Regions from separate parts of the Homo sapiens genome. Here region 2 is linked to region 1. A link is an interaction called in ENCODE POLR2A ChIA-PET data of the cell type or tissue named here. Cell type or tissue: GM12878. All regions are shown on one strand. Each heading gives the region's core, and the rest is flanking DNA. Links, peaks and the distances in the headings are about the cores only.

Evidence for each region. Peaks named below come from ENCODE experiments on the same cell type or tissue, not always from the same donor. Only the 100,000 strongest peaks of a DNase experiment are listed, where the experiment ranks them.
Region 2: POLR2A ChIA-PET joins it to region 1 with 5 read pairs; 6 of 35 experiments call an interaction of 5 or more read pairs at or near these places.

The regions. Positions count from the first base shown.
Region 1 is chr1:39,044,298-39,053,051 of GRCh38, reverse strand. It overlaps LOC124904088 (a long non-coding RNA gene), which reads right to left. Exons shown (of 3, transcript XR_007065970.1): 2 at 5,065-6,016. Among named protein-coding and RNA genes, the nearest start is that of NDUFS5, 22 kb to the right of the region's middle. RefSeq lists an enhancer at 589-1,090. In GM12878, for the core only: no CTCF peak of the experiment used is centred there; a DNase peak (open chromatin) is centred at 5,081; H3K27ac peaks cover 739 bases.
Region 2 is chr1:38,844,531-38,849,530 of GRCh38, reverse strand. It overlaps RRAGC (Ras related GTP binding C), which reads left to right. Exons shown (of 7, transcript NM_022157.4): 6 at 3,444-3,592. Among named protein-coding and RNA genes, the nearest start is that of RRAGC, 13 kb to the left of the region's middle. In GM12878, for the core only: a CTCF peak has its summit at 3,133; no DNase peak of the experiment used is centred there; H3K27ac peaks cover 635 bases.

The DNA.
Region 1 (8,754 bases), core at 2,209-7,208:
AAGTGCTGGGTTTACAGCCGTGCACCACCACACCCAGCTAATTTTTGTATTTTTTTAGTAGAGGCGGGGTTTCACCATGTTGGCCAGGATGGTCTCAATCTCTTGACCTTATGATCCACCCACCTCGGCCTCCCATAGTGCTGGGTTTACAGCCGTGAGCCACCACGCCCAGCCTAATTTTTGTATTTTTAGTAGAGACGGGGTTTCACCATGTTGGCCAGGCTGGTCTCGAACTCCTGATCTCAGGTGATCCACCTGCCTTGGCCTCCCAAACTTCTGTGATTACAGGCATGAGCCACCGCGCCTGGCCAGGTTCACTTATTTTTCAAGTCTGTTGTTTGGTACGTACACATTTAAGTTTGGTATGTGTTCCTTTTTCTTTTCTTTTTTTCTTTTTTTTCTTTCCTTTTTGAGGCAAGGTCTCGCTCTGTCGCCCAGGCTGGAGTGCAGTAACTTATCACAGTCTACTGGTGTTGACATTTTACCAGTTTGAGTGAAAGGTAGAAACATTACCTCTATACCTCTGGAAAGTTCTACCAGATTACAAATAAAGAAAGAAACCTTTTTCTGTGTCCTTTTACTCTCCCATTATAATGTAACTATCTTAAGTATTTCCTCTACATATATGGACAGCCACTTAGACAAGCGTAATTTTTGCTTCAACTGTTGAACATAATTTAGAATACTCAAGAGGAAAAAGACAATCTATTGTATTGACCTGTATGTTTGCTCTTTTTGTCCTTTTTTCCTGCCTGATGTTCCAAGATTCCTTTTGTTACCACTCCCTTTGTTTAGAGAATTGCCTTTAGTAATCCCTATAAAGTAAATCTGCCAGTGACAAATTCCCTTAGTTTTTCCCTCATGTAAGAATGTCATGATTTCCTCCCCCACAGCCCTTCCCCCCAATTCCTGAAGGATTGTTTCACCAGGTATGGGATTCCAAGTTGATAGTTCTTTTCTTTCAGCATTTCAAAAATGTTCCAGCTGGGCGCAGTGGCTCAGGCCTGTAATCCCAGCACTTTGGGAGGCCGAGGTGGGCAGATAACGAGGTCATGAGTTCGAGACCAACCTGGCCAATATGGTGAAACTCCTGTCTTTACTAAAAATACAAAAATTAGCCAGGCATGGTGGCGCGCCTGTAGCCCCAGCTACTTGGGAGGCTGAGGCAGAAGAATTGCTTGAACCTGGGAGGCGGAGGTTGCAGTGAGCCAAGATCGCGCCACTGCACTCCACCCTGGGTGAAAGAGTAAGACTCTTGTCTAAAAAAAAAAATGTTGTTCCACTTCCTCCTGGCCTCCATGGTGCCTTACGAGAAATTCAGCATCATTTGAATTGTTTTCCCCCTATAGGTAATGTATCATTTCTCTCTGGCTGCTTTCAAGAATTTGTGGCTGGGTGCGGGTGGCTCACACCTGTAATCCCAACACTTTGGGAGTCTGAGGCGGACAGATCACCTGAGGTCAGGATTTCGAGACCAGCCTGGCCAACATGGTGAAACCCCATCTCTACTAAAAATACAAAAAATTAGCCAGGCATGGTGGTACACGTCTATAGTCCCAGCTACTTGGGAGGCTGAGGCAAGAGAATCGCTTGAACCCAGGAGGCGGAGGTTGCAGCGAACTGAGATTGTGCCACTGTGCTCCAGCCTGGACAGCAGAGGGAGACTCCATCTCAAAAAAAAAAAAAAAAAAAAAGTATATGTTGAGAAGTTTATGATGTGTTTTCTCATGGGCATATCCTGTTTGAGGTTTGCTCAGCTATGTGAATCTGTCAGTTTGTCTTTTGCAAAATTTGGGCAAATTTCGGCTATTTGTTCTTTTAATATTTCTTCTCCTTCTGTGACTCCAATGACATGAATGTTAGATCTTATGTTATTGTCTCACATGGCCCTGAGGCTCTGTTTTTTTTTTTTTCCATTCTATTTTTTTTCCCTAGTGTTCAGATTGGATAATTTGTAGTTTTCTGTCTTCAAACTCATTCTTTCCTCTGTCCTCTCCATTCTGTTGCTGAGCTTATTCATTGAGTTTTAAATTTCAATCATTGTATTTTTTATTCCTAAAATTTCCATTTGGTTCTTCTTTATGTATCGATCTGTTGAGACATTATATTTTCCAGACTTTCCATTTTTTCATTTGTTCCAAGTATGTTTGTATTTGAACACGTTATATACATTGAAGCATTTTTATGATGGCTACTTCAAAATCTTTTTCAGATAATTCTAATATCTGTGTCATTTTGGTGTTAGTGTATATAGATTATCCTTTCTTATTCAAAATTTTCTGGTTCCGGTTCAAATGACTTTAAGACCTGGACATTTTGCACATCATGTTATAAGACTCTGGATCTTATTTAATGTTTTGGGATAGGGTCTCACCTTGTCACTCAGGCTGGAGTGCAGTGGGGTCATGACTCACTGCAGCCTCAACCTTCTGGCCTCAAGCAATCCTCCCATCTCAGCCTCCCAAGTAGCTAGGACCACAGGCAGGCATCAGCATGCCCAGCTAATTTTTTTGTTTTTTGTTTTTTTGTAGCAGCAAGGTCTCCGTATGTTGCCCAAGCTGGTCTTGAACTCCTGGGCTTAAGCAATCCTCCCACCTCAGCCTCCCAAAGTGCAGGGATTACAGGCATGAGCCACTGCGCCCAGCCTCTGGATCTTACTTTATAGCTTGTGTTTCAGCAGGCCTCCTCTAACATTGCTTCTGTGGGGAAAGTGCGGATGCTACCTTATTTTTACCAGGAGGGTGTGGAAGTCCAGGTTTTCCACTTGGCCTCCATTGACACCGGTGTTGGCAGGGCTCCTTCTTACTGCTGGGCAGGGGTGGGAGTCCAGTTTCTCTATTAGGCATTCACTGATACCACACCGGCTGGGAGAGGGAGTGGGCCTCCACCGACATTGTTGGGAGAGGTGGCCTTGATTATGGATGAAAGGCCTGAGTGGATAACTAGGCCTCTTCTACATCACCCTGGTGGGGAAGGGAAGGAGTACTTCATTACAGCCTAACAAGGTTTGGAGATCTAGGCTTTCCACTTGGCCTTTGCTGATGGGGGTGAGGGTGGGGCTGGAGTAGAGGGGCTATAGTCTAAAGGCTGTCTGTCGGCTGGATGCAGTGGCTCATGGCTGTAATCCCAGCACTCTGGGAGGCTGAGGCAGGCGGATCATTTGAGGCCGAACGAAAGGCTGAGGCAGGCAGGAGAACTGCTTGAACCCGAGAGGCAGAGGTTGCAGTGAGTCGAGATCGTGCCACTGCACTCCAGCCTGGGCGACAGAGTGAGACTCTGTCTCAAGAAAAATCAAACCAAATGAAAACTAAAAATAAAAAAATCAAGGCTGTCTGTCTTTCTAGGCTGTTTATTTTCTTGTCCTTTGACTCAGAAAGCAGACTTGCAGGACACCATGGTTCACGCTTATAATTCCAGCACTTTGGGAGGCTGAGGCCAGAGGATTGCTTGAGCCCAGGAATTTGAGATCAGCCTGGGAAACAGTGAGACCCCCATCTCTACAAAAAAACATAACAAACAAACAAACAAAAAAAACAAAAAGGCCGGGCACGATGGCTCATGCCTGTAATCCCAGCACTTTGGGAGGCCGAGTCGGGCGGATCACCTGAGATCAGGAGTTTGAGACCAGCCTGACCAACATGGTGAAACCCCATCTCTACTTCTAAAAATACAAAAAATAGCAGGGCGTGATGGTGCATGCCTGTAATCCCAGCTACTCAGGAGGTGAGGCAGGAGAACTGCTTGAGCCCAGGAGGCAGAGGTTGCAGCAGTGAGCTGAGATCGCGCCAGTGCACTCCAGCCTGGGCAACAAGAGTGAAACTCCGTTTCAAAAAAAAAAAACAACTGTATTGATTAGTCAGGCATGGTGGCGCAGATCTGTAGTCTAAGCAGCTTAAGCCTGGGAGATCAAGGCTGCAGTGAGCCATGATTGCACCACTGCACTCCAGCCTGGGCGATAGAGCAAGACACTCTTTCAAAAAAAAAAAAAAAAAAAAGACAAGCTTTTCTTGGGGCTTTTGTCTGCAATCGTTGGCAGTTTTGGGTTGCTGGCTTCTCCAGTACCCATTCTGACATATATGAGGCAAAAAGAAAACTTAGGGAGGTCACTGCTGAGTCATTCCTTGGATCTGGAGGTCCCTAACCAATCTGCTTTCTTCTTGTTCAGAGTCATCTTATGTTCATTTTGTATAATATAGAGTGTTTTTGGGGTTTTTAGCTGTACTTAGCAGGAGGACTGGGGAAAAGAATATCTACTCTATCTCTCAGAAGCAGAAGTTGCTCCAGATACTTTGAAAAATTAAAGCCAGTGTTTAAAAATTCCTCAAAATGGCCAGGCATTGTGGCTCACACCTGTAATCTCCACATTTTGGGAGGGCAAGGCGGGGAGCCTAGGGGTTGGAGACCAGCCTGGACAACATGGCGAAGCCCTGTCTCTACAAAAAAATTAGCTGGCATGGGGCGGGAGCGGTGGCTCACGCCTGTAATCCCAGCACTTTGGGAGGCCGAGGCGGGAGGATCACGAGGTCAGGAGATCGAGACCATCCTGGCTAACATGGTGAAACCCCGTTTCTACTACAAAATACAAAAAAATTAGCCGGGCGTGGTGGCGGGCGCCTGTAGTCCCAGCTACTTGGGAGGCTGAAGCAGGAGAATGGCACGAACCCCGGGAGGCGGAGCTCGCAGTTAGCCGAGATCGCGCCACTGCGCTCCAGCCTGGGGGACAGAGCGAGACTCCGACTCAAAAAAAAAAAAAAAATTAGCCAGCGTGGTGGCACATGCCTGCAGTCTCAGCTACTTGGGAGACTTGAGGTGGGAGAATCACCTAAGCCCCGGGAGGTAGAAGCTACACACTCCAGCCTGGGCAACAGAGTAAGACCTCGTCTCAAAAAAATTTTTTTTCTCAAAGAAATGTAGACTTCTGGTTGCTCATGAAATGCTGGAAGATGAGTCATCCTGGGCCTGCACTTTGATTTGGTAACAGTTGGCTGTTGCTGGGTGCCCACTGCCCCGTAGACGGATTATACTGCATTGAATTTACCGTAGGTCCCACCCGTTCATACTCACTTAGAAAAGGCCCGCATCACTCATCCTTGCATGACTGCCAGAGTGTGAACTTGCTATCTCTGTATTGAAGTTGTGTTTCATCTCCAGGAAGTGTTGGCTGCAGCAAAGATTGGATGTGACACCAGAAAAAAAGAGTCATTGGCAGGATCCTTTAAGGATTCTGCTACATCACTGCAGAAGTGTTCTGTCTCCCAGCACAGAAAGTCTGCCTTAGCACATACTGTTCTGAGCAGTTACAGTTTTTAAAAAAACTTCCCCTCCCTTATCTTAGGAAACAGCTAGCCCATTTCTCCTCTTAATTAACCCCTAATCATGACTCAGTTACTCAGTTACGCTCCCAGCCCATTCTTGTGGAAGCCCTGCAAAGCAAGCCAGTGGGACCATGGAAACGTGTAATTTAGCGAAGCCTTGGATTCTCAGTGGCTGCAAAGTGAAGCCCCGAGGGGAGGTAGCTTTGTATTCTAAAACAGCAAAGAATGCTGTGTTGGTAGCTCCAGCCAGATTGGTGATCTGAGTAATGTGGACGTTTCAATAGGCCCCAGCAGAGTCCTAAAAATATAGTCTGCCTGGTCAGCTCTGCCATGTCAGTTTCTAAAACTGTCAGCACCAGTAGGGCAGCAGAACCACTCTCAAAGCAGAGGCTTTTCAACTTTTGGGTTCACTGACCGCTTTCAGGGACAGGAGGCCTCACCAGCCTCCTAGCCTCTTTGATCCCAGGCACCCTGGCTTCTTCCTGAGAGGGAAGCATGAAGGGGAAGCTGCCCATCTTCTCTTGCCTGAATCCTCACCACTCCTTGTCTGCAGCTCTGTGTCCAGGAACAGCCACTGTTGCTTCCGACAGGAGCTGAGAAATGATGAGCTCTTTGCTGTATTTTGATAAAATGAAGCCCAACGTGGACAGCAGGCACGAGGTTCCTGCAGGAACCTTGGCTTCTCTGAGGTACTCAGGCCTCTGGGGAACCAAACACAAAACAATTTGATTTGTCATCAAGGACACCAGCTCAACACATTTGCAGATGTGTTTGGCCTGGAACATCATCCTTCTCCTTGGCCACAGTGCCATGTGACTAGCCCTCCAATGCCACAGGGAAATAAGAGCACTGGTGTCAAACTAGGAGGTAACGCGATTCAAAGAGACCCTTCAGGAGGGCTTGGCCATAGATAAAAGGATGAGGGGGAAGGGTAGGCAGGAGGAGGAGAAAAAAGAAACAGCAGTAGCCATGGTTATCTTTTGTCTAGTATCTACTGTGTACAAAGTATTTTGTGTTAGATGCTGTGTGTGTGTGTGTTCACTTAATTATCAGGGAAATCCTGTGAAGTAAGAATGATCTCAGGCTGGGCACGGTGGCTTGTGCCTGTAATCCCAGCACTTTGGGAGGCCTAGGCGGGCAGATCACGAGGTCAAGAGATCGAGACCATCCTGGCTAACACGGTGAAACCCCATCTCTACTAAAAATACAAAAAATTAGCCGGGCATGGTGGCGCACATCTGTAGTCCCAGCTACTCGGGAGGCTGAGGCAGGAGAATCACTTGAACCTGGGAGGTGGAGGTTGCAGTGAGCTGAGATCACACCACTGCACTCCAGCCTGGGTGACACAGCGAGACTCCATCTCAAAACAAAAAAAGCAAAAAAAAAACAATGATCTCTACTTTGCAATTAAAGAAACTTTGACTCAGAGGCTGGGCATGGTGGCTCACTGTAATTTCAGCATTTTGGGAGGCTGAGGTGGATTAATCATCTGAGATCAGGAGTTCAAGACCCGCCTGGCCAACATGGTGAAACCCTGTCTCTACTAAAAATACAAAAAATTGGCCAGGCGGTGGCTCACGCCTGTAATTCCAGCACTTGGGAGGCTGCTGAAGTGGGCAGATCACCTGAGGTCAGAAGTTCGAGACCAGCCTGGCCAACATGGTGAAATCCTGTCTCTACTAAAAATATAAAAATGAAGGCCGGGTATGGTGGCTCATGCCTGTAATCCCAGTACTTTGGGAGGCCGAGGTGGGCAGATCATGAGGTCAGGAGATCGAGACCATCCTGGCTAACATGGTGAAACCCCATCTCTACTAAAAATGCAAAAATTAGCCGGGCGCGGTGGTGCACGCCTGTACTCCCAGCTACTCAGGAGGCTGAGGCAGGAGAATCACTTGAACCCAGGAGGCGGAGGTTGCAGTGAGCCGAAATCGTGCCATTGCACTCCAGCTTGTGCAACAAGAGTGAAACTCTGTCTCAAAAAAAAAAAAAAAAAAAAATATATATATATATATATATACACACACACACATATACAATATATACAACATTGTATGTATGTGTGTGTATACACACACACACACACACACACACACACACACATATATATATAGAGAGAGAGAGAGAGAGAAAGTCCAAAAGCGTGGCTTTTGGAACTGATTCTGGGCTAGGTATAGATCCCAGGAGAACCCGTGTTCTACAAACCTCACTCTGGGCAAAACTGACCCAGACTGGGTTTTGGGATGCTTGATGTAATGAGGCAAGTGGCGCGATCTTGGCTTACTGCAATGGAGCGGCTCCTTCTGCCTGCTGCCGTCAGATTCTCTGCTATCTGGCTGGCAGGACAATTCGCTATGGCCTGGCTTTTGCAACTGATTCTGGGCTAGGTATAGGATCCCAGGAGAACCCGTGTTCTACAAACCCCACTCTGGGCAAAACTGACCCAGACTGGGTTTTGGGATGCTTGATGTTAATGAGGCAAGTGATATGTCTACTGAACTTACTGCTCCAAGTAGGACATTGTAACTTTGAGTTCCCCTCATCCCTTTCATATTGGAGGAGTTGTCTGGGCAGCAGGAGCTACGGCAGGCCAGGGTTGCTCTAGTTTTTAGCCAGAGCTAGCAGGTAAGTGCCTCCCAATGATATGCAGATTAAAGATAAGTAATCCTGGCCCATTTCTGCTCAAGTGGCTATAGTTTGCAAGTGACAGCCACCAATTCCAGGGACTTGAATGGCTACTGGAATTGAGGAAGTCCTCCCACTGACTGGGCTGGGTAGTGCAGGGAGGGAGAGGACACCATTCTGACTGACTCCAGACTGACATCAGGACTAGTCTCCCTAGGAGTGCAGGGACTTTACCTCCTCTGCATTTTCATGACCACTGTCCTAGGCCAGTTGTGTGCCTCCTCACTACAAGCCAGCAATTGCTGGGCCAACATATGCTTCCTGAAAACACAGATCCAGCCTCTCTTGTTCTTTCCACTTATCAGGTGGCTCAAAGGCTACCCAATCAATCTTCCAAAAGCTCAGATCCTAAACCTACACGGGCTCCCCAGTACCATCAGTAACTCCTGTACTTGCTTTCATGGCTCATCTCATCTTTTCAATCTTTGCTCCCTCTTGGTGTTTGGGCCTCAACTACTTTTCTCCTCCTTCTCTCCTCCTCCTCCTCCTCCTCCTTCTTTCTTCTCCTTCTTTCCTTTTTTTTTTTTGAGACAAAGTCTCACTCTGTCACCCAGGCTGGAGTGCAGTGGCGCCATCTTGACTGACTGCAACCTCCTCCTCCCAGGTTAAAGCGATTCTCCTGCCTCAGACCACGCCCGGCTAATTTTTGTACTTTTAGTAGAGGCAGGGTTTCACCAGTTGGCCAGGCTGGTCTCGAACTCCTTACCTTGTGATTCACCTGCCTCGGCCTCCCAAAGTGCTGAGATTACAGGTG
Region 2 (5,000 bases), core at 1-5,000, 200 kb after region 1:
TTTTAGTAGAGACAGGGTTTTACCATGTTGGCCAGGCTGGTCTCGAACTCCTGGCCTCAGGTAATCCACCTGCCTTGGCCTCTCAAAGTGCTGGGATTACAGGCGTGAGCTACCACTCCCAGCCAATACATTTTAAAATACCTTATACATAATAAAGTACATTATATTAGCTGGATGTGGTAGTGTCCACCTGTAGTCCTAGCTAAATTTGGGGGATTAAGCAGAAGGATGAGGCAGGAGAATTACTTGATCCCAGGAGTTCCAGGCTGCAGTGAGCTATGATTGCATCACTGCACTCCAGCCACGGGTCACTGCAGCCTCAATCTCCTGGACTCAAGTGATCCTCCCACCTCAGCCTCCTGAGTAGCTGGGACTACAGCCGCACACCACACCATACCCAGCTAACCTTTTTTTTTTCTTTTTTTTTTTTGAGACATGGTCTGTCACTAAGGCTGAAGTGTAGTGGTACAATGACAGCTCATTGCAGCCTCTGCCTCCCAGGCTCAAGTGATGCTCCTGACTACAGGCGTGTGCCATCATGCCTGGCTGAGTTTTGATTTTTGTGGAGATGGGGTCTCACTATGTTGCCTAGGCTGGTCTTGAATTCCTGGACTCAAGTGATTCTCCTGTCTTGGTTTCCCAAAGTGCTGGGATTACAAGTGTGAACCATTGCAGCTGGCCTTTTTTGTTTTTTTAATTTTACTTTTTTGTAGAGACAGGGTCTCATAGTGTTACCCAGGCTGGTATCGAACTCCTGGCCTTAAGCAATATTCCCGTCTTAGTCTCCCAAAGTGCTGGGATTACAGGCATGAGCCACCACTCTTGGCCTGCCTTGGCATTATTTTGATTAAGATTAGCATATTTTCCTAATAGTCTTAAAAACTGTTAAAACAGATAAATGTAGAAAGCAGATCTTATGCTTTACAGATTCTGAGCAAGCATTTTAAGGTCATTAACATATTTTTATTCTTAATTTTATTAATCACAGCCAAATCAAGTCACTCTAATCTCCAGACTTTGAATAGAATGTGCCTTTCTTATTTCTTTCTCATGTTAGTGTGTGATTCAAGATCATATGCTGGCTTGACATTAGGAGCTTTATAGTTTTTTACAGTTGCTGGCTGTGGGTACTGGTTTAGGGAATCATCTTTAGGGTTGTCTATGTTGGAACCTGTTGTCAGAGTTAGTTCTTGTTCTCACTTTCCATGTGGCACAGAAAAAGATCTACATGGGGCATCTTAACTATAAGCTGAGAACATGTAGCACTTATAACTTCCTCTTCTCCAATTAGAAGGAAGTAGTTTTCTTCTATACTCTTAAAAGCAAATGACACCAACTTCCCCTCCACTCTGCCGTCCCAAATTAACTTTATATTAGTTAAGGTACTGGAAACTGCATGGAATTGAGTTAAAAACCCTAAGTTTGAGTCCTGACTTTGCCAGGAGATTACTTCATTTTTAATGAACTTCAGTTCCTACCTTTTTTTTTTTTTTTTTTGAGATAGGGTCTCTGTTGCCCAAGCTGGAGTGCAGTAGTGAACACAGCTCACTGCAGCCTCGACCTCCTGGGCTCAAGCTGTCCTCCTTCAGCCTCCTGTGTAGCCAGGAGCACAGGCGTGTGCCACTGCACCTGGCTAACTTTTGGATATTTTTGTAGAGATGGAGTCTCACTTTGTTGCCCAGACTGGTTTTGAACTCCAGGGCTAAAGTGATCCTCCTTGGCCTCCCAAAGTGTTGGGATTACAGGTGTATGCCATGTGCCTGGCCTCTGTATCTTTTCAATGGGCATAGTCCTCTTGTATTTATGTAGTTTACTTTCGCTTGTTGCAGAAAGGACATAATGTGGTTAAATAGGGCTATAGTAATAATTCGTGTCCTCAGGGTTGTTGTGAGGATCAAAGAAATGTATGAGAAGGTAAACTGCAAGGTTCAGAATAGTAAAAATAAGCCCCCACTTCATGAAAAAAAAAATACACGGAAAATATAGAGAAATGAAAATAGGAGTAAAGAGCCACTACTCAAGTCAACCACTAACAACTGTTTTAGTGTTATTTCTGTCACCTTAAAATTGTGTGTGTGTGTGTGTGTGTGTGTGTGTGTTCTTGTGTTGCCTAGGCTGGTCTTGAATTCCAAAGCTCAAGCATTCCTCCCACCTCAGCCTTCCAAAGTGCTGGGATTACAGGCATGGGCCACCATGCCAGACCCCAAATTTTTTTTGACATTATGCTTATGCTACCATATGAGAACACAAATTGTAAGGCTTGGAATAGTTTAAAAAGTAAACCTCACCCCTATTCATTAAAAACTGCATGGAAAATATAGAAAAGTGAAAATAGGAGAAAAAAGATACATTGTTTTACTGCCAAAGAAAATTACCAGTTACTCCTGACATTTTCTTTTCCTTTTTTTCTTTTTTTTCCCTGAGACAGAGTCTTGCTCTGTCACTCAGGCTGGAGTGCAGTGGCACAGTCTCAGTTCACTGCAACCTCTGCCTCTTGGGTTCAAGCGATTCTCCTGCCTTAGCCTCCCGAGTAGCTGGGACTACAGGTGTGAGCCACCATGCCCGGCTACTTTTTATTTTTTATTTTTTAGTAGAGATGGGGCTTCACCATGTCGGCCAGGCTGGTCTCGAACTCCTGACCTCAAGACAGGTGGCCCGCCTCAACCTCCCAAAGTGCTGGGATTACAAGTGTGAGCCATTGCACCCAGCCGACATTTTCTTTTTAGTATATTTCCCTCACCTTTTCTGTTTTTGAAGGCAAATACTTTTAAAAAAGCATTTTTAATAACTCTTAATTCGTAACAATAGCTAGATAACCTTTAGATTTTTATAGGCAAGTACATCAGAAAAGACTCTTGAGTCCGTATCTCTTTTTAAAAGTTGTTGATTTCAACATAGTCCCTGCTAGTCTCTAGCTGAGACTGTTCTTGTTTAGTCTAAGTATTTTCTTGCTTTTGTGAGGAAGCAAAAAATATGTTTTCTGTGAAAATGTGATTGACCTGGCAAATAGAATATGCCTCGAAGGAGCTCATCTAAGTGAGGCGGCAGGTCCCAGAGGTCCCTGTTACCTTAGGGCAGTAAAGAGAGGAGACACCTCAGCTGGGTTTACAGAACACAGTCTAGGGGGTGAGTAGCCCCACCTGGTGAGATGTTGGTAACGTTGTCATTTCCCTGGTTAAGATATACATATGTTTGCACCTTTTTCTCCAAATGTCTGATTATCTATATTAAAGGATGTGTATGGAGTTGTTGTTTTTAATAGGTATCCCTGAAATTCTGTGTTTAGGAACACTATACCTTAACAACACTCTCTCCCAATATGTTTAAGCCAGTATTCTTTCCCAGAGACATTTGGGAAACTGGGTGGATGTCATTGTGCAGATTAAATGTGGCAGATGCCTAGATGGGAAACCTGTAATGAATAGTACTTTCTTTTAAAATAGGTTAAAGGAAGATGGAAGTGGAAGTGCTTATGACAAAGAATCTATGGCAATTATCAAGCTGAATAATACAACTGTCCTTTATTTAAAGGAGGTGACTAAATTTTTGGCACTGGTCTGCATTCTAAGGGAAGAAAGCTTTGAAAGAAAAGGTAATAGCATTTTAAAAAGCTGTTTTTATGTTAATTTCTTTGCCATAACTTCTCAGGTTCTTGAAAACAAGTGAAAATAATAATTGCAGTGTTAGACAAATAGCTATCAGAAAAAAAAAGCTCAAACTGCTTTTGTCCCTTTCCTTCCATGTATAGTCCAGACTTTCTCTTTTCTTTTTTTGATCTTTCATTTTAAATCAAGATTTTAATTCTAGCTTTTCTGCGTTCAAATGCTTTCATTACCTGTTTAACTGAATGCAGTTTGGCTTCCATCTGAACAAGTCTACTGAAACTAGACTTTTATTTATTTATTGTTTATACTTTAAGTTCTGGGATACATGTGCACAACGCACGGGTTTGCTACATAGGTATATATGTGCCATGGTGGTTTGCTGCACTCATCAACCCGTCATCTACATTAGGTATTTCTCCTAATGTTATCCCTCCCCCAGCCACCCACCCCTGACAGGCCCTGGTGTGTGATGTCCCCCTTCCTGTGTCCATGTGTTCTCATTGTTCAGCTCCCTACTTATGAGTGAGAACATGCAGTATTTGGTTTTTTGTTCCAGTGTTAGTTTGCTGAGAATGATGGTTTCCAGCTTCATCCATGTCCCTGCAAAGGACATGAACTCATCCTTTTTTATGGCTGCATAATATTCCATGATGTATATGTGCCACATTTTCTTTATCCAGTCTGTCATTGATGGGCATTTGGGTTGGTTCCGAGTCTTTGCTATTGTGAAGAGTGCTGCAATAAGCATACGTGTGCGTGTGTCTTTATAGTAGAATGGTTTATAATCCCTTGGGTATATACCCAGTAACAGGATTGCTGAGTCAAATGGTATTTCTGGTTCTAGATCTTTGAGGAATCACCACACTGTCTTCCACAATGGTTGAAATAATTTACACTGCTACCAACAGTGTAAAAGTGTTCCTATTTCTCCACATCCTCTCCAGCATCTGTTGTTTCCTGACTTTTTAATAATCGCCATCCTAACTGGCATGAGCTGGTATCTCACTGTGGTTTTGATTTGGATTTCTCTAATGACCAGTGGTGATGAGCTTTTTTTCATATATTCGTTGGCTGCATAAATGTCTTCTTTTGAGAAGTGGCTGTTCATATCCTTTGCCCACTTTTTAATGGGGTTGTATTTTTCTTGTACATTTGTTTAAGTTCCTCGTAGATTCTGGATATTAGCCGTTTGTCAGATGGGTAGATTGTAAAAATATTCTCCCATTCTGTAGGTTGCCTGTTCACTCTGATGATAGAAACTAGACTTTTGGAAGTTACCAGGTTACCTCCTTCCTGCATTCAGTGGCCTTTTCTTACTCTGCAGGCTTTTCAATCTTCTAAGCATGTGATCTTGTCAGTCCCTCCTTTCTGAAAACTTTCTTCTCTCTTTGCTTC